2 separate regions of the Homo sapiens genome follow, and region 2 is linked to region 1. Evidence: read pairs that join two places in POLR2A ChIA-PET (ENCODE). Cell type or tissue: Panc1. All regions are shown on one strand. Each heading gives the region's core, and the rest is flanking DNA. Links, peaks and the distances in the headings are about the cores only. Region 1 overlaps TNS3 (tensin 3). Region 2 has its middle 23 kb from the start of LINC02902.

Region 1 (10,141 bases), core at 1,460-9,459:
GCAGTGTGATAAGATTCAGGCCCCTAAGAATAAGGTGCCAGGGATTTGAGCATCCTGTGCTCCATGTGTCCAACTCTGAGACACAAGGACAAAGCACTAGAATATTGCACTCGAGCTACAGAAGAATAAACCTAGGTGTGTGGGACTACAGAGGCATGAGCATCTGTCCTAGCTTACCCTCTGAAGTTTGCCCAACCAGCGTCGCACCACGTCCTATCCCTATTACCCTAGACAAAGAGGTGACCACGCTGTGCCTCAGTTTACTTCTGGTGTTACAGTGATATTTTCATGAAGTCACACCTGAAAATCCCTGGGGTGAGCAGTCACTGTGACCTGACATCAGAGGCCAGGGGTCTGGCAGTTGTGTATGGGGACACCCATGGCCTGCCTGATGTGGGGGTCACACAAGGTCACACAGGGTTGCTTGGGGATTACAGCCTGTTTCTAGATGGATCTGGTGGCGCCTGGGTTCCTCACTGAGGACTTGGAGGCTCCAGGCTCCAGGACATTCCCAAGTCCCCCAGCCAGGACCTCAGAAAGGACACTGTTCTGGGTGGGTTTGAGAGGAGCAAGTTAGGGGTGCTGAGAGGTGGGGCTGCTGTTGCCCCTGGAAAGGGGGTCATTTGTAGGCTGATGTCTGTGCTGGGATCCCAGTTCGAGGGTTGCAGGAGCAGCCAGCGGGACCACAGGCAGAGTCGGCCAAGGACTGGTTGCCCCTGACAGCAGCAGAGAGGTGGACAAGGGAGTCTGGGGAGAATGCCACCGGGTGAGAAGTTAGGTTTAGGGCTTTGGTTGGGCAGATTTATGGAAGACATGAAAACACCAGGTTTTGGACAGAGTGATATCTTAATTGGTTTGTGCTGCTACAACCTGATACCTTAGATTGGGCAATTGATAGACGACAGGAATTTATTTCTCACAGTTCTGGAGGCTGGAAGTCCAAGATCAAGGCCCTCGGTGTCTGGTGAGGGCCTGTTTCCTGGTTCATAGATGGTGACTTCTATGTGCCCTCACATGGTAGAGGGGTGAGGGAGCTCCCTGGGGTCATTATTATGAGGCCCTAAGCCCATCCTGAGGCTCCAGCCTCATGACCTAACCACCTTCCTGAGGCCCCAGCTCCTCATACCATCACCTTGGGGTTCAGGTCTTCAACATAGGAATTGGGGGTAGGGGGGCGGGTCACAGACATTCTGACCATGGCAATGATGCAGAAAAGCCCAGTTTGAGGTGGGCTGCAAAGGGAGACCCGCGGCCGGCTCTTGCAGTCCTGCGGGGGTGGAGCAGGTGGTGTAGACCCAGCTTCCTACCTTGGGGCCCCAGTGGCCCTCAGCAGCATCGTGAATCCCTTCATGCTAGGTGTAGTGTGTGTGGATTGTTCTCAGGGTTTGTAGCTTCATCAGATCATCAGGGCTGCTCGACCGCCGAATGTGAAGGCCAGGGTTTCCTTGTCCTATGCTACAGCAGCTCTCTCTGCGTGTCCTGGTCCCCAGGCTGCCCATTGCCCTGATGAAGATGCATGGTGGAGCTTGGGCCTGGAATGAGGGGGAGTGGAAGGAGGTGAGTGCAGAGATGGACAAGGGCCCCAGGGAGACTGGGGCCATAGGATGCTGTGAACTTTGATGGAGGCCTCAGAGATGTAGAGCAGGAGGGCTGGCCTCTCGTAAGATTGGCTCCTGTGGCTCTTGTTTTAGCCCCTTCCAGCCCCCATCCCTGCCTCTTGTTCTCCATTCTCTGCATAGTCCTGGGGTGCGTAAAGATGATGTGACGAGGCTGAGGCACCGCCCTGCACCAGAAAGTTCTTGGAACTCGCCAAGGGCACATTCCTAAGATGCAATGTTGTGAAGCCACCTCTGCTGTCCCTTGGAGAATTCTCCCGCTCCCATTATTAAAAATCTGAACATGTGTCTTGATGTCTGTTTATTTATTTATTTATTTTTTGTGAGATGGAGTTTTGCTTTGTTGCCCAGGTGTGAGTGCAGTGGCGTGATCTTGGCTCACTGCAACCTCCACCTCTCAGGTTCAAGCAGTTCTTCTGCCTCAGCCTCCCAAGTAGCTGAGACTACAGGCGCGCGTCACCATGCCTGGCTAATTTCTGTATTTTTAGTAGAGATGGAGTTTCACCATATTGGCCAGACTGGTCTCAAATTCCTGATCTCATGATCCGCCCACCTTGGCCTCCCAAAGTGATGGGATTACAGGTGTGAACCACCACGACCTGCCTGTCTGTATATTTAAATATGCATTAAACATGGGGTTGGAAGAGTGACATGGGAGGTCTATATACACGGGCGTTGCGAGATTTGCTTCTGCCTTCCAGTGCTTTCCCTTGGGCTCCCTCTGGGGAGATTTCGGCTCTGGGAGATTTGCGGCCAGTTTTGCCATTACCAGGTGAGTGGAAGGGCTCGAGGGGGTCATGCAAAGCTTCCTCCTGCTCATGGCCTTGGACATAACCAAGGAGGGCTTGGACTTGGACCCTGAGCAGGGTTTTCCTGCAGGTGTACACAGAGGAATGTCCCATAGGGTGGCTGTGTGGGAGAGTGGGACCCTGGGGAGGCAGAGCTGGGACCCTCTGCTGAGGGGGGCCCCAGGCAGTGGGCCTTGTCCTCTCCTCATGCGTGGGAAACCTGCCCAGGGAGGCTGTGGTTATTTTGTCCCAGTTTTTCCATCGACGAAACAGGAGTCGGTGGAAATTTGCAAGTAGGTGATGGGAGAGGTGGGCCTGAACCCCAAGTCCTTAGAATGAAAACCTGGGCCTTTCTTGGTCCCTGCAGGTGTGCTCCACTGCAGGGTGGGGAGGTGCTGGGGTCGGCCTCTTTGAAGTTGGGCTGATGGACACAAAGGGGTTGGGGTTGGTGGAGGCACCCACTCTTGCATGGAGGAGGGTGTGGGACCCTCTGCCAAGTGTCAAGTTAGCCTGAAATGAGGCACAGACTGGGAGCTTTGCTTTTTGCCCTGGGGTAAGAATAAAAGAAGAAAACAATGCAGGCCGAGGAAGCATTCCTAGGAGGTGGCGCAGCCTCTTTGATCCTCCTCGGCACCGGCTTGCTGTAGCTTGCTCTTATCAGGACGGCAAATACCCTGTTTCCTTTTATGTTGGGAACCTACAAGAGGCTCTGATGCTAGAATCGGGCTCCCTCATTCTTGCCTGCAGGAAGCAGTGTCCTGTATACAGGCGTCAGCACCCACATGGGGGTGGACAGTGGAGGGCCAGCCTGGGCCTGCCTCGTGTGCTCAGGCCTCCTTGGTGGGGGTGGGAGTGGTGCAGAAGTTCTCGTCATTTGTCATTTGCCAGAGGGACGATGGGCAGACAGCAGAGATGTCCCGAGGCCTGCTCACCGCAGGCCTTCTACGCAGCCCTCTGGAAAAGAGGCCATCCTTCCAGTTTGGAGACTTCCTCTGGAGAATTCCATGACACACATTCTTGAACTGTGGATGTAATCCAGTAAGGCGTGGTTCATGGCATGTGGTGTGGAATAATTCATTGTTGGACAGTTTGCTCTAGGAATGGCGTGGCCTCCCTACCTCCTCCCACTACATGCTAGTGGCCACCCCAGTGGTGGTGATGGTTAAAATGTCCTCACATTTCCAAATGTCCCCAGCGCCTCCAATTATTAGTAGGCAGAGAAGTCAGTTGGCACTTAAAAAAACAAACTAGGATGAAAAATCCCAGAGAGTATTCTGCCAGTTGCCACGTCATATTCCCATAAAACCTTCAGTTATTTACCCATATGGGTGCTTTACCTGGTTGTTACTTAAGATAGATTTCTGTATGTGTTGCAAGGAAAGGCATTGCAGAAATGGACAGGACCATTTTTTTCGTTCCACATTGTGACTCTTCCTTTCCTGTATTTGAAAGATTAAAAGATAGCACCCCCTAGATGGGTGAGGGTTGGGTTAAATAGTAGTGTTGGGACAGAAAGGTCCATTTGTGAGCTCGCTGCAGGCAGGTTTGATGGTTCTGGTGGAAGTAGCCTTGGCGGCTGCTGGTTTTCAAAGCCTCTGACAAAGCTGTGCATATCACCCGTGACTGCACCCTGAGGAAAGACGAAAAGTCAGCCTCTCCCTTACGTAGGACGCTTGTAAACTTTCCCAGACGCACTGTTGGTCTTAAGGATTGTTCTGACCCTGGACATTTGCAGGACTTGTCCAAGGTGGATCTGAGCCTCCTCATGTGCTCCAGGCAGAGATCAGGATTCGGATGCATCACCAACTGGTGGAAGATGGGGACTAGGCACCCTGCACACCCTGCACAGGTCAGGTTCTGTTGCTCCCCGCCCCCGCTGCTCCTGGTTATCGTCTGTGGGGGGCATGGCTTGGTGGCAGGGACTGGAGGACAGAGGGCTGGGAGTAGGGCCTCTTGGCTGCAACCTGCCCTTCTGCCCAGCACCGTTGCATTGAGAATCGCCAGGTGCCATTCCTTCCTTGCATGCCATGCTCACTGTACCAAAGACTTGTGGAGTTTTGCCATTTGGGTTTATGGGAGGTTGCATTCCCCTCAGCCCAGCCAGTGAGAGCGGGCAGCGTCTGGCCTGGGGCCCGCACTTTGCAGCCCCTGAAGATCTCAGCTGTTATGCCTCTGCTTTGCTTCCCTCAGCTTGGGAAGCTTCACTCGCCCCTGCCCCCAGAGTGTGACTCAGATGTACCCACTGACCGGAGGAACTTGTTGGGAGGAAGTCACAATTATGGGCTTAGGGAAAGAAAAGTCAAACAACCAACAAAATAATAATCATGCTCGCCTGTGGATTGGGCCTAAGGGATGTGGGGCCCTCTGTCGTCCTCGGTTCCCTACCTCAGAGCTTCAGATGCCCAGACTCAGGCCGGAGGCTCCTAGGGCCCCAGGACAGGCAGAACACCCACATTCATGGGGGTGCAGAGTTGTCCCCAGATGGCCTGGAGAGACCCCTGCTCAGGGGGTCTTGGCCCTTAGTGTGTCTCAGGATGAGGACTCTAAATAATCTATCTGGGAACCTCCTTAGAGTAGCTGACTTGTTTTACTAAAGGTAATTTTTTAAAAATCACGTTTTGATTTTAAAGTGTCTCCAGGATCTTCTGCAGTTTACTAGAACCTCTTACTGCTCAATTGTCAACAGGGTTATTCTACAAAAGAGGGCATGTGGGTTCAAGGAGAATCTGAACATGGGATTCACACACTGAACTCCAACTGGTTGCCTCCGCCTTTGTGTGTGTTTATATGCGTATGTGTGTATGTAAGTGCACGTTCCTAAATGTATATGTACACAAGTGTATGTGTGTCCACATGAACACACACATGTATACCGTGCATGCATGCATGCACACCTACATGTATGTGTCTATGTGCATGTAATGTGCATGTGTGTATTATGTGTGTGCAGGCTTACTTTGGAGATACTGCAGTTTGGTGCCAACTGGACCATTGCAATAAAATGAATATTGAGATAAAGTAAGTTGCACACATCTTTTAGTTTCCCAGTGCATATAAAAGTTGATTATACTAAGCTGTAGTTATATTAAGTGTGAAAATGGCAGTATGTCTAGAAAAACAATGTACATGTCAATTTAAAAATGCGTTATTGCTAAAGAATGGTAACAATCATCTGAGCCTTCAGCAAGTTAAAATCTTTTTGCTGATGGAAAGTCTTGCCTACAAGTTCATGGCTTTGGACGGATCAGTAGCTACTGAAGGTTGGGGTGGCTGTGGCAATTCCTTAAAATAAGACGATGATAAAGTTTGCCACGTCAGTTGACTCCTTCATGAAAGACTTCTCTGTAGCATGTGATGGTGTTTAATAGCATTTTATCCACGGTAGAACTTTTTTCAAAATTGGAATTAGTCCTTTCAAACCCTCTTGCTGCTTTATTACATTTACACAATTACATTTGTGTAACTTTCTTTTTTTTTTTTTTTTGAGACAAAGTCTTGCTCTTGTCCCTCAGGCTGGAGTGTGTTGGCATGATTTCAGCTCACTGCAACCTCCGCCTCCTGGGTTGAAGCGATTCTCCTGCCTCAGCCTCCCAAGTAGCTGGGATTACAGGCGCCTGCCACCACACCCGGCTAGTTTTGGTATTTTTAGTAGAGACAGGGTTTCACCGTGTTGGCCAGGCTAGTCTGGAACTCCTGACCTCAGGTGATCCACCCGCCTCAGCCTCCCAAAGTGCTGGGATTACAGGCTTGAGCCACCACGCCCGACCACATTTGTGTAATTTTCTAAATATTTTGTTGTTATTTCAATAATATGTACAGCATCTTCTTTATCAAGGGTAGATTCCATTCTTTTTTTTTTGAGACAGAGTCTCGCTCTGTTGCCAGGCTGGAGTGCAGTGGCGCAATCTCGGCTCACTGCAACCTCTGCCTCCCGGGTTCAAGCGATCCTCCTGCCTCCGCCTCCTGAGTAGCTGGGATTACAGGCGCACACTACCATGCCCAGCTAATTTTTGTATTTTTAGTAGGACGGGGTTTCACCATGTTGGCCAGGATGGTCTCCATCTCTTGACCTTGTGATCCACCTGCCTCAGCCTCCCAAAATGCTGGGATTACAGGTGTGAACCACCGTGCTCGGCCCGATTCCATCTTAAGAAACCACTTTCTTTGCTTATGCATAAGAAGCAACTTCTCATCCATTAAAGATTGATCATGCGATTGCAGCAATTCAGTCACATCTTCAGGCTCCACGTCTAGTTCTAGTGCTCTTGCTGTTCCCAGCACATTTGCAGCTCCTTTCTTCACTGAAGTCTTGAACCCTCAAGATCATTCATAAGGGTTGAAATCAACTTCTTCCAAACTCCTGTTAATATTGACAATTTGACTTCCTCTCATGAATCACAAATGTTCTTAAAGGCATCTGGACTGTTGAATCTTTTCCAGATTTGTTTTTTTTTTTGTTTTTTTTTTTGAGATGGAGTCTTCCTCTGTCACCCAGACTGGAGTGCAGTGGCGCAATCTCAGCTCACTGCAACCTCTGCCTCCTGGGTTCAAGTAATTCTCCTGTCTCGGCCTCCCGAGTAGCTGGGATTACAGGCACCCGCCACCATGCCTGGCTAATTTTTGTATTTTTAGTAGAGACAGGGTTTCACCATGTTGGCAGGTAGGTCTTGAACTCCTGACCTCAGGTGATCTACCCGTCTTGGCCTCCCAAAGTGCTGGGATTACAGGTGTGAGCCACTGTACCTGGCCCAAAATGTATTTCTTAAAAAGTAAGACTTGAGGGCCAGGCACAGTGGCTCACGCTTGTAATCCCAGCACTTTGGGAGGCCGAGGTGGGCGGATCACCTGAGGTCAGGCGTTCGAGACCAGCCTGGCCAACATGGTGAAACCCCGTCTCTACTAAAAATACAAAAATTAGACAGGCTTGGTGGCAGCCTCCTGTAATCCCAGCTACTCGGGAGGCTGAGGCAGGAAAATCGCTTGAACCTCGAGGTGGAGGTTGCAGTGAGCCGGAGGCTGCAGTTAGCCGAGATTGCACCATTGCACTCCAGCCTGGGCAAAAAGAGCCAGACTTCATCTCAAAAAAAAAAAAGTAAGAGTTGAAAGTCAAAATTACTCCTTGATCCATGGGCCATAGAATGGATGTTGTGTTAGTAGGCATGAAAACAACATTCATTTCTTTGTACATCTCTGTCAGAGTTGCTGCATGACCACCTGCATTGTCAACAGGTAGTAATATTTTGAAACGAATCTCTTTTTTTCTGAGCAGTAGTGTCTCCACAGTGAGCTCAACAGTAAGTCTCAACAGTGAGCTTAAAATAGTCAATAAACCATGTTGTATGCAGAAGTTCTGTCATCCAGGCTTTACTGTTCTATTTATAGAGCACAGGGAGGATAGATTTTGCATAATTCTTCAGGACTCTGGAATCTTCAGAATGGTAAATGAGCATTTGCTTCAACTTCCAGGCATTAGTTGCCTTAGCCCCTCACAAGACAGTTAGCCTGTGCTTCGAAGCTTTGAAGCTTGACATTGACTTCTCCTCTCTGGCTATGAAAGTCCTAGGTGGCATCTTCTAATAGAAGGCTGATTTTGTCTGCATTGAAATCTGTTGTTTAGTGTAGCCACCTTCATCAATGGTCTTAGCTAGATCTTCTGAATAACTTGCGGCAGCTTCTACATTAGTACTTGCTGCTTCACCTTACTCTGCTATGTTATGGAGACGGCTTGTTTACCTAAACCTCTTGAGCCAACCTCTGCTAGCTTCAAACTTTTCTCCTGCCGCTTCCTCACCTTGCTGAGTCTGCATAGAATTGAAGAGAGTTAGGGCCTTGCTCTGGATTAGGCTTTGGCTTAAGGGAATGTGGTGGCTGGTTTGATCTTCTAATCCAGACCATTCAAACTTTCTTTGTAACAGCAAAAAGGCTGTTTTGCTTTCTTATCATTGGTGTGTTTACTGGAGCAGCACTTTTAATTTCCTTCAAGAACTTTTCATTTGCATTTGCACCTTGGCTAACTGTTTGGCATGAGAGGCCTGGCTTTTAGCCTGTCTGAGCACATGCCTTCCCCACTAAGCTGACTCATTTCTAGCTTTTAAGAGATGTGACTCTTCCTTTCACTTCAACACTACTGGTTATTAATTGGCCTGATTTCAGTGTTGTTGTGTCTCAGGGAATATGGAGGTCCGAGGAGAGGGAAAGAGCAGTCCAGAGCATCAGAACACACAGAACGTTTATCCATTGAGTTCGCAGTCTTATATGGATTTGGTTCATGGCACCCCAAAACAATTACAATAGTAACATCAAAGAGCACAGATCACAAATAACCATGAAAGATATAATAATAATGAAAAAGTTTGAAATATGGTGAGAGCTTCCAAAATGTGACACAGGGACCAGAAGTGAGCTCATGCTTTTGGGAAAATGGCACTGACGTGGGGTTGCCACAAACCTTTAGTTTGTTAAAAAAAACTGAGTATCTGCAAAGTTCAATAAAGCAAAGCACAATAAAACGAGGTCTGTCTGCCTGTGTGTGTCTTGTTGATTTCTGCAACGGAGGCAGAGAGTGATTTTTTGTTGTTATTTTTCTTCTTGTTTCTCCAGGCAAATTGTTTCTCGCCTTCACTCATGTGCCAAGCTCTAGACGGCTTCCTGGCTTGGCAAGATTACTGTTAACGCATCCCTAAGCATTCCTTTTATTTGTTAAATCCCTGTTATTCTGTTAGAATCTATCTTGCAGCCAAAATAGCCTCAGGAGAAAAATAATGAAAAAAAAAGAAATGAATTAGGTGTGCCAGAAGAATGTGATGGGCGTGGGGAGGTTTATGCAGATAAATATGGTGGGTAAGAATGCCGCCCCTTTTCAATGTCTGTTTAAATGTTTCCATTTTCCTTGTAAAAGCACTCCAACACAAGAAGTGCATTTGCAGAGAGGCCAAGGATCGCTCCCGGTGGACACACGGTTTTGTAGCCTCCCTCTCCACCCCACCCCTGCCCCGCTCCAGCTGTGCCTTAGCAGACGTCATTCCCTGTTATTTCAGTCTCTGCAAGTGCAAGAATTTAGGGTGATAACAGCCATACTTCCATTCCATGAATTTGCACACTTCTTACTCTCTACTTATCTAACACACATGTGCACAGTGTGAACCTTGGTCTGCTGACTTAACTTTGCCTGTGTGGGGTGTTGTTTCTCTCCTGTCTGTGGACACTTACTGAGTTGAGATTCACAGGTGTGGAAAGAGCAGGGTCTGCAGTGCGAATGTTTTCGTAGTTCTCATTGTAGACTGTCCAATGACTTTTCAAAGTGCTCCCCAAGGCATGAATTATTCCACTGGGGGTCTCCTTGCCTGTAGTTTTGAACCCTGACCCAGCCAAAGGCTCCCCTGCTCCTGGTGGCTATGCTGGAACTCTAGCTCCTTCCCTTTGGCCTGAGGTGGCCACACCCAGGGCTCCAGCCACATGACGTTTTGTGCCCTCACCCACCTCCTCCGTGGTCTCCCCATTTGCTTAAGGAAACACCTGGAGTGAGACAGAACCATCCAGTCCATGGCTGTGCCCCACTGGGCCTCCACCTTCAGGACGTGCCCAGGGTCTAGCCACCTGCTTTTGCTCAGTTCCCGAGTCCAGCGGCAGGAAGTGGACACCAGGCCAGCCTTCTGCCCGGGAGCTCAGGTGCTAGAGCTTGTCTGCCCTCTGTGCAGCAGGGAGCCCACCTTGCCCATTTGAGAAAGAAGCAGGGGC
Region 2 (10,141 bases), core at 743-8,742, 120 kb before region 1:
TAGCCTCATTAGCCTGAGAGATTGTCAGCACCTTGGAGAGGAGAGGGCAAGAGCTTCAGACCCGCACCAGCCTGCCCACACTGAATGTGTCTGTGACTCAGTTACTTAACTTCTCAGAACCTCATTTCGTGATCTGTAAACTGGGGTAACAATTTCTCCAGGACACTGTGGGATTCATATGTGCAGGTTAATAGGTGTGGAAGCCATCAGAACACTTTGAAGCACTAGTGGAAATTATCTTCACTCAACTTTTAAATAAAAATCACATACTCCGCATCCTACAGTTTCATTTTATTTGCTTTCTAGGAATTTTTTCAATCTGTAAATACCACTTCTAGGACATATATAAGTAATTTTTACACAACTATGTCAGTGCATATTGAATATAGAGTGGCACAGGTTTGTAAACTTTCAACTCATTGTCTGAAGCACTGTAGAGAACAGAGAGAATGCAGCCAGACAGCCCTGGGATGGGTGTGAATGCTGTGGTGCAGCAGTGTGAAGCAGAGCGAGCCACTCCACCTCCCGGGCCTTGGTTTCCGACAGTGTGGGTGTAACAGGGTTGAGGAGGACCAAGGTCCACAGCAATCCCAGGAGGTCCCCTGCACGAGGCTGTCTTCGTCTCCAGAGCCGTGTCTCTCACAGGTACCTGTTAGATGAGCAACTTTTTTTTTTTTTTTTTTTGAGATGGAGTCTTGCTCTGTCACCCAGGCTGGAGTGCAGTGGCGTGATCTGGGTGACAGAGCGAGACTCCATCTCAAAGAAAAAAAAAATTATTAAGAGGCCAAAAGAGCTGATGTTTATGTGTTTCATACTATCAATATTTATCATAGTAGAAATTGTTTAAACTAAACATTTATTTATTTAAAATGTAATAAATCAATCACATATTAACATAAATAATAGTAATTTAAGGAAATCAACTACTGTATGTGCCCAAACCAGATAACTTAGTGGAAAGAATGGTGTCGTTTTCATTTTATGCAAATCTATTTAATATCTGGCTTAGTGGAGATTCTGGATTCTCAATCTGCTTTTGCATTCAGTCTGTGCAGAGTATTGTTTTGGTGAAATATGAAAAGAAAATCTAGGTTCACGTAGATAGGTAGTTAAGAAATGATAGGCCGGGCACGGTGGCTCACGCCTGTAATCCCAGCACTTTGGGAGGCTGAGGCAGGCGGATCACGAGGTCAGGAGATCGAGACCATCCTGGCTAACACGGTGAAACCCAGTCTCTACTAAAAATACAAAAAATTAGCCGGGCGCGGTGGTGGGCGCCTGTAGACCCAGCTACTCGGGAGGCTGTGGAAGGAGAATGGCGTGAACCCAGGAGGAGGAGCTTGCAGTGAGCTGAGATAGCGCCACTGCACTCTGGCCTGGGCGAAAGAGCGAGACTCCATCTCAAAACAAAAAAAAAGAAATGATGGAGCACTTTTTTTTTTTTTGAGATGGAGCCTTGCACTGTCGCCCAGGCTGTCGTGGCGTGGTCTCGGCTCACTGCAAGCTCCGCTTCCCGGGTTAATGCCATTCTCCTGCCTCAGCCTCCTGAGTAGCTGGGACTACAGGCGCCTGCCACCACACTCAGCTAATTTTTTGTATTTTTTTAGTAGAGACGGAGTTTCACTGTGTTAGCCAGGATGGTCTCGATCTCCTGACCTCGTGATCCGCCCACCTTGGCCTCCCAAAATGCTGGGATTACAGGTGTGAGCCATCACGTCAGGCCGATGGAGCACTTTTAATGGCATTTTTAGATTATTGTCAATATTTTTATTTGATAATCCACCAAAACTTGACATGCGATAGTTCCTTAAAGTTTAATTACACTGTGGAATCAATGAACTTTTCCTACTCTATGTATAAAATCTGTTGGTCTCTCTAGCACACTGAATGAATCTCTTACCTATGCGTGAATCAGTAACATCATCCGTTGGTCATTTGAAAAATGTTGATTCACTGAATTAAGCAGATCTTCCAAATGTTGACTCATTTTATTATTTAATAGGAAAAAAGAAACCCCATTTGTCAATAGCGTCCCCATTCTCTTCACAAGAGTCTCTATGAGCCGACCAATACACAAGTGTGAAAGACCACAGCCTGTCAGTTGCTCCTTCCCTGGCAAAGGCTGTCTGTTCAGCTCCAAGGCAAGGATCACACAAGCGCTTCTGTTCAGACAGCATGTGCCATTCAGCAAGCGCCATTCAGCAAGCAGCAAAGGGGCTTTCTGTGCCCTTCCAATTGCAACCCACAGGATATATTTAAGAGATCTGTACTCAGGGGCTCGACCTTTGATCAATAGTGTTCACTGTTTAATCAGAAACTGAGTTTTCTTACTCTAAGTTTGTGGCAGTAACGAACTCTGTGTTGAAGAAAACAGTCAAACTCTGTAAAATATTTGAAAAGATTTATTCTGAGCCAAATATGAGTGACCATGGCCCATGACACAGCCCTCAGGAGATCTTGAGAACGTGTGTCCAAGGTGGTCCGGGTGCAGCTTGGTTTTATACATTTTAGGGAGACATGAGACTTCAATCAAATACATTGAAGAAATACATTGGTTCGGTACAGAAAGGTGGGACAACTTGAAGCAGGAAGCGGGGGTGCTTACAGGTTATAAGTACATTTACAATTTTTCTAATTGGCAATTGGTTGAAAGAGTTATCAGTAGAAAGGAATGTCTGGGTTGCGATAAGAGATTGTGGAGACTAAAGTTTTTTTCATGCAGATGAAGCCTCCAGGTAGCAGGCTTCATCTGCAGGAGAATACATTACAGTAGATTGTAAATGTTTCTTCTTTCTTGTCTTTCTTTCTTTCTTTCTTTCTTTCTTTCTTTCTTTCTTTCTTTCTTTCTTTCTTTCTTTCTCTCTCTTTCTTTTTCTCTCTCTCTCTCCCTCCCTCCCTCCCTCCCTCCCTCTCTCTCTCTCTTTCTTTTTTTTTTTGAGACAGAGTCTTGCTCTGTCACCCGGGCTAGAGTGCAGTGGCACACTCTCGGCTCATTGTAAGCTCCGCCTCCCGGGTTCATGTCATTCTCCTGCCTCAGCCTTGCGAGTAGCTGGGACTACAGGCGCCTGCCACCACGCCCAGCTAATTTTTGTATTTTTTAGTAGAGACGGGGTTTCAACGTGTTAGCCAGGATGGTCTCGATTTCCTGACCTCGTGATCTGCCTGCCTCGGCCTCCCAAAGCGCTGGGATTACAGACGTGAGCCACCGCGCCCGGCCTCTTTTTTTTGACACTAAGTCTCACTCTGTCTCCCAGGCTGGAGTGCAGTGGCGTGATCTCGGCTCCCTGCAACATCTGCCTCCCACGTTCAAGCAATTCTCCTGTCTCAGTCTCCCAAGTAGCTGGGATTACAGGGACGCACCACCACACCTGGCTAATTTTTGTGTTTTTAGTAGAGACGGGGTTTCTCCATGTTGGCCAGGCTAGTCTTGAACTCCTGGCCTCAGGTGATCCACTTGCCTTGGCCTCCCAAAGTGTTGGGATTACAGGCGTGAGCCACCAAACCGGCCTGTAAATGTTTCTTGTCAGACTTAAAGTCTGCGTTGATGTTGGTGCCTGAGAGGGAAAATGAGGCGTGCCCAACCCCCTCTCCCCGTCATGGCCTGAACCAGTCTTTCAGGTTAAATATAAGAGTTCCCTGGCCTAGGAGGAAGTCCATTCTGAGGGTTGGGGGGCTTAGACTTTTATTTTAGGTTTACAGTGTCAGTGACCACATTCACACTGAGACACCAGCAGTATCAGACACCATTGCTTTTGCACCATCAGTGAAAATCTAAACACAGTGAAAAGGGCAAAGAACATTGTCCTGGTATGGGAAGGACAGTAATCCCCTGAGGAGCTCTCAAGGACCCTCAGGTATCCACAGCCCACATTTTGAGAACAACTGATATATGCACAACCATTAATGTTCTCTAGACAGCTAAAGCGTTTTGTTTTTGTTTTTGTTTTTTGTTTTCTTGGGTTTTTTTTTTTTTTTTATTTTTAGACAGAGTCTCTCTGTGTCTCCAAGTCTGGAGTGCAATGGCGCAATCTCGGCTCACTGCAACCTCCGCCTCCCGGGTTCAAGCAATTCTCCTGCCTCAGCCTCCCAAGTAGCTGGGATTACAGGCATGTGCCACTACAACTGGCTAATTTTTGTATTTTTAGTAAAGAGGGGGTTTCACCATATTGGCCCGGCTGGTCTCGAACTCTTGACCTCAGGTGATCTGCCCGCCTCAGCCTCCCAAAGTGCTAGGATTACAGGCATGAGTCACAGTGCCCAGCTAAAGGGGGTGTTTATGCATTAGAATTCTAATTAGCCTGCCTCGTCAGAATTAGACAAGGAATATATTTCAGTTGCTGCAGAAGTCAACACCTAGTAAGGAAACACTCAGTGAGTGTCTTAGCCAGCCCTGCTCCCATGGCTTTGCGGGGCACAGCCCATGCAGCTGCTCTCATGGGTTGGAGTTTGGTGCTGGCAGCTTTTCCAGGCTGAGGTTTCATATTGTTGGTGGCTTTCCCATTCCAGGTTTTCAGTGGTGACCCTGGCCCCATAGTTCCACCAGGCATTGCCCCAGGAGGGACTCTATGGTGGCTGTGCCCCACAGCAGTTTTCTGCCTTGGACCCTAGATTTTCAGAAACATCCTCTGAAATCAAAAAGGAAGCTGCCAAGCCTCTACAGCTCTCGCCTTCTAGGTGCCTGCAGACTTGACATCACATGGACATCTCCAAGGCTTACAACTTGAGTTCTCAGGAGCTGTGTCCTCAGCCATTTGCGTGCTATGCAAATGGCACACCTGGTCCAGCCAATCTTTCATGTGCTTTGTAAATCAGACACTGCCTCCTCAAGCTCATCTATAAAACCTCCTACATTTCACCACAGCAACCCATTTTTCTCTGAGACCCCTCTTTGCACAGAGATCTCTTCTTTTTCTTTCGCCTATTAAACTTCTGAGTTTAACCTCACTCTGGTGTGTAAGCATCCTAGTTTTCCATGGCCATGGGACAAGGAACCTCAGGTTTTATCCCAGACAATGACACCACTTTAATATCTCAGCCAATTGTGCCACCGCTGCTCCAGGCTGGATCCAGGGAACAGCTTCCTGAGGCTACACAGGGCATCAGGGTCCCAGGCCCATCCCCCCAAATTATTCTGCCTTTTCAGGCATCTGGGCAGATGGGAGGGGCAGGCCTCAGGGATCTCCGAAATGCCTCTCCAGCCTTTTCCCATTGTCCTTTTTTTTTTTTTTTTTTGAGACGGAGTCTCACTCTGTCATCTAGGCTGGAGTGCAGTGGCTCCAGCTCTGCTCACTGCAACCTTCACCTCCCTGGCCAAGCGATTACCCGCCTTAGCCTCCTGAGTAGCTGGCATTACAGGCGCCCGCCACCAAACCCAGGTAATTTTTGTGTTTTTAGTAGAGACAAGGCCTCACTATGTTGGCCAGGCTGGTCTCCAACTCCTGACCTCAGATGATCAGCCCACCTCGGTCTCCTAAAGTGCTAGGATTACAGGCGTGAGCCACCATGCCCAGCCCCCATTTTTCTTACTGTTACCACTTGGCTCCCTTTTCACCCCCAGTCATCTCCTCAGCAAGTGATTACTCTGCTGAACTCTTAAATTCCTCTCCTGAAAATGCCCTTTCATTCTCTGCCACATGGCCAGGCTGGAAATTTTCCAAATTTCTATGCTTCCCTTTTAATTGTAAATTCTGCCTTCAGGTCATTCTTTTGCTGCCATAACTGAGCATAAGCTGTTGAAAGTAACCACACCACTTCTTGAGTGATTTGCTGCTTAGAAATTTCATCCGCCAGATTATCTTAGGTCATCCCTCTTAAGTTCAACCTTCCATAAAGCCTTAGGGCATAAATACAAATATTTGTAACAAGTGTGACCTTTGTTCCAGTTTCCAAATAGATACTTCCCATTTCCATCTGTGACCTTATCAGAATGGCCTTTACTGTCCATAATTCTATAAACATTTTGGTCACAATAACTTAACTAGTCTCCAAGAAATTCCAAACTTACCCTAATCTCTTTGTCTTCTTTGGGCCCTCACCAGAATTATCCTTAATGCCCACTTCAGGGCAATGCAGTGCTTTTCTAGCCAGCTCCTCCAAACTCTTTCAACCTGTGGCCATTTCCCAGTTCCACACTGGCTTCCACATTTTCAAGTACCTTTATAAAAAGACCCCACTGCTCAATACCAATCTTCCATCATAGTCTATTTTGTGTCGCTAAAACAGAATACTTGAGTCTGGGTAATGTATAAAGAAAAGAGGTTTATTTAGCTCACAGTTCTGCAGGCTGAGAAGTTCAAGAGCATGGCCCTGGTTTCTGGTGAGAGCTTTTGTGCTGCATCATAACATACATGATGAAGAAGGTCAAAGGGCAAGAAGACACACCTGAAGAAACAAAATGCAAGAAGCATTCTGTCTGTTTAACAGTCAACTTTTGCGGGAACTAATTCATTCTGTGGGAAATTATCCAGGCTCATCAGAGTGAGAACTCATCACCACAAGAACAGTACCAAGACATTCACGAGGGATCCATCCCCATGACCCAAACACCTCCCGCTAGGCCCCATCTCCCAAAGCCACTGCACCGATGGTAGAGATGAATAAGCCCATTTCCAAACCATAGCAGGTAACTGCAGAGCTATGACATCCACAGATAACGAACATGACAAAACCTCACGGCACAGAGGAGTGCCATGTGGTTTGGAGGAGAGCGTAGAGAAGTTTGCAGTGGATCTGCTTCACTCCATCTATAAATTCAAATGCTAATCTTTTCTGCAAACACCCTCACAGACACACCAGAACTAATGTTTTACCAATTACCTAGGTATCCCTTAGCCCAGTCAAGTTGACACATGAAACTGTCACAAGCACAAACCACATCTGTCTCTCTAGTGCTTTTTCCCTAAGCACCAAGCACTATACCCAGCACAGAAAAGACATCCAATACATATGTGTTCTATAGAATGGAAAGGAATGTTTTTCCACCATCTTGAATCAGGCACTTGACCCAGGGGTTACATAGCCATTGCACAATTCCTTCAGTGCTATAAGAATGGGCTATAACTGGCCAGGCGCGGTGGCTCACTCCTGTAATCCCAGCACTTTGGGAGGCCGAGGTGGGTGGATTACGAGGTCAGGAGATCGAGACCATCCTGGCTAACACGGTGAAACCCCATCTCTACTAAAAATACAAAAAATTAGCCAGGCGAGGTGGCGGGTGCCTGTAGTCCCAGCTGCTGAGGCAGGAGAATGGCATGAACCCTAGAGGGTGGAGCCTGCAGTGAGCCGAGATCGCACCACTGCACTCCAGCCTGGGTGACATCAAGACTCCGTCTCAAAAAAAAAAAAAAAAAAAAGAATAGGCTATAACTGGGCCAGGTGCAGTGGCTCATTGGCTCATGCCTGTAATCCCAGTACTTTAGGAGCCTGAGGTGGGCAGATCACGAGGTCAGGAGATTGAAACCATCCTGGCTAACACAGTGAAACCCCGTCTCTACTAAAAGCACAAAAAATTAGCTGGGCGTGGTGGCGGGCGCCTGTAGTCCCAGCTACTCGCAAGGCTGAGGCAGAAGAATGGCATGAACCCGGGAGGCAGAGCTTGCAGTGAGCCGAGATTGCGCCACTGCACTCCAGCCTAGGCAACAGAGTGAGACTCTGTCTCAAAAAAAAAAAAAAAAAAAAAAAAAAAAGAATGGGCGATAACTGTTATTGCACCCATTCAATACACAGGCAGACTGAGACAGCAAAGTCAAGATTTGAACGCAAGAGCAAGATTTGAGAAACTGAGGCATTTTTACTCTTCTGTGCTGCCTTACTTGTTGGCAGTACACATGAAAGACATCAAGATTTAGATCTGTGTCAGCTTTCCCTCAAATGGTAAAGAAGGACAGGGTTTGAATTTCTTGGTGAACTTGGAAATACCCGATGACTTGAACCATTAGGGTTTAGGATACTTTTTCTTCAGGCAGCATGTTGCCTCCTATGCATAAATTAAGTCAATTCAGTATTCCCAGTATGGCTGGAAAAACATCATACTAAGCTAACAATTTTCAGTGTCATTTAAGAATTGCACTGAGGTGGCCAGGCACGGTGGCTCACGCCTATAATCCCAGCACTTTGGGAGGCTGAGGTGGGCGGATTGCAAGGTCAGGAGTTCAAGACCAGCCTGGCCAATATGGTGAAAACCCGTCTCTACTAAAAATACAAAAATTAGCCAGGTGTGGTGGTGGGTGCCTGTAATCCCAGCTACTCAGGAGGCTGAGGCAGGAGAACCACTTGAACCAGGGAGGTGGAGGTTGCAGTGAGCCAAGATCACGCCACTGCACCCCGGCCTGGGTGACAGAAAGAGACTCTGTCTCAAAAAACAAAAAAAATTTTGCATTGAGGCCAAGTGTGGTGGCTCATGCTTGTAATCCCAGCTTTTAGGGAGGCCAAGGCAGGAGGATTGCTTTGGCTCACAATCCCTTAAAGCTGCCGTTTCTCTCCTGTGTTACAATGTGCACAGTGACTGCACTGATCAGTCACCACTGGGATGTGCTTGAGTGTGTATGTTTGTCTGAGTGTGTATGCTAATATGTATAAAAGTTTGTGTGTGTGAGGGAGTGTGAGTACATGAGAGTGCATGTGAATGTGTGAGTCTGTAAGAGAGTGTGTGTCTGTGGGGCATGTGAGAGCATTGTGAGAGTATGTGTGCATGTGTGTATGTGTGCACAATTGTGTGAGAGCATTGTGAGGGTATGTGTGCATGTGTGTGAGAGTATGTGTGCATGTGTGTATGTGTGTGTGCATGAGCGTGTGAATGCAGGTGTGTTTTCTGCTCTGCTCTGATCACTTTTCTACCTGGCCTCTCTTCCTTCACATTTGCCCCCCAGAATCCCTTCTCCACACAACACCTGAATTCTCTGTTTGTAGAGCTGATAATACCCTATGATTCCCCTGCCTAAAATCCTCCAGCAGCTTCCACCTGACTTCTAACTAAAACCCAGCTCCTCACCGTGCCCCATAGGCCCTAGCTCAGTGAGGTGGGGCGCCTGCCTGCTGCTCAGAGCCTGGCTCTGCCTCTCTCCCCTCCTGCTTGCCCCAACCACCATGAGCTTTTGTCCAGCCTGGGAGGGACCAAGCTTTTTGGCACTGTAAGGACTTCGTGTGTCCTCCCAGCCCAGACCCCCAGAATGCTTTGTCCTCTGGCTGGTGCGAGTGTTAGGAAAGTCCGCATCTTCAGAGAGGCCTTTGACCCCGTCCATATGGACTGATTACCTCCATCTCCCACTTCTAGAATGTAAGCTCATGAGGCAGAGCCTAGTGGGTCGTGTTCCTGGCCATACCTCCAGGGCCTGGCATAAAGCAGGCCCCCGCAGACCCCCAAGAATCTCTATGAAGGCCAGTGGTGGATGCACCAGGCTGGGAATCGGAGTCTGCCCCTGCAGTTGCCGTCGTCCAGCACCTTAGACCCTCTGAGCCTCGGTTGCTCCATTTTTCTTTTTCTTTTCTTTCTTTTTTTTTTTTTTTTTTTTTTTGAGACGGAGTCTCACTCTGTCGCCCAGGCTGGAGTGCAGTGGCGCAGTCTCGGCTTACTGCAACCTCCACCTCCCAGGTTCAAGCGATTCTCCTGCCTCAGCCTCCCAAGTAGCTGGGATTACAGGTGTGTGCCACCATGTCAGGCTAATTTTTTGTATTTTTAGTAGAGACGTGGTTTCACCATGTTAGCCAGGATGGTCTCGATCTCCTGACCTTGTGATCCACCTGCCTTGGCCTCCCAAAGTACTGGGATTACAGGTGTAAGCCACTGCACCTGGCCCGGGTTGCTCCATTTTTCATCCTTCCACACTCTCCGGGCCCCTCCTCAGACCAGGCCCTAAGACTGCAGGAGCCAGCGTGTGCAGGCCCCCATAAAATCAGAGGCTACTTCTGCAGCAATCCACTGAAAACGGAGTGAACAGACTGCATAAACCAGTGTTCATTCACAGGCTCTTAAGGCACTAAATGTAAATTAGATAAATGGTGCAATGCCTAATTTCATTCCTACCGTGCTTTTTCTTAGGTTAATTTGGTGGGGTAGAAACGCACCTGTATCTACAGCCTTTGTCCATCACCCACCTGTTCCTGTTGGAGGGGAGTGATGGATGGCCGATGAGATGAGGTTCCT

Evidence for each region. ChIA-PET counts read pairs that join two places held together with the same protein. Peaks named below come from ENCODE experiments on the same cell type or tissue, not always from the same donor. Only the 100,000 strongest peaks of a DNase experiment are listed, where the experiment ranks them.
Region 2: POLR2A ChIA-PET joins it to region 1 with 10 read pairs; 3 of 35 experiments call an interaction of 5 or more read pairs at or near these places.

What each region holds. Positions count from the first base shown.
Region 1 is chr7:47,551,149-47,561,289 of GRCh38, reverse strand. All of the region lies in intron 1 of TNS3 (tensin 3), which reads left to right. Among named protein-coding and RNA genes, the nearest start is that of TNS3, 26 kb to the left of the region's middle. RefSeq lists enhancers at 2,772-3,499, 4,228-4,956. In Panc1, for the core only: no CTCF peak of the experiment used is centred there; no DNase peak of the experiment used is centred there; H3K4me3 peaks cover 555 bases; H3K27ac peaks cover 8,000 bases.
Region 2 is chr7:47,673,445-47,683,585 of GRCh38, reverse strand. No RefSeq gene overlaps it. Among named protein-coding and RNA genes, the nearest start is that of LINC02902, 23 kb to the right of the region's middle. RefSeq lists enhancers at 911-1,424, 2,969-3,482. In Panc1, for the core only: no CTCF peak of the experiment used is centred there; no DNase peak of the experiment used is centred there; H3K27ac peaks cover 7,422 bases.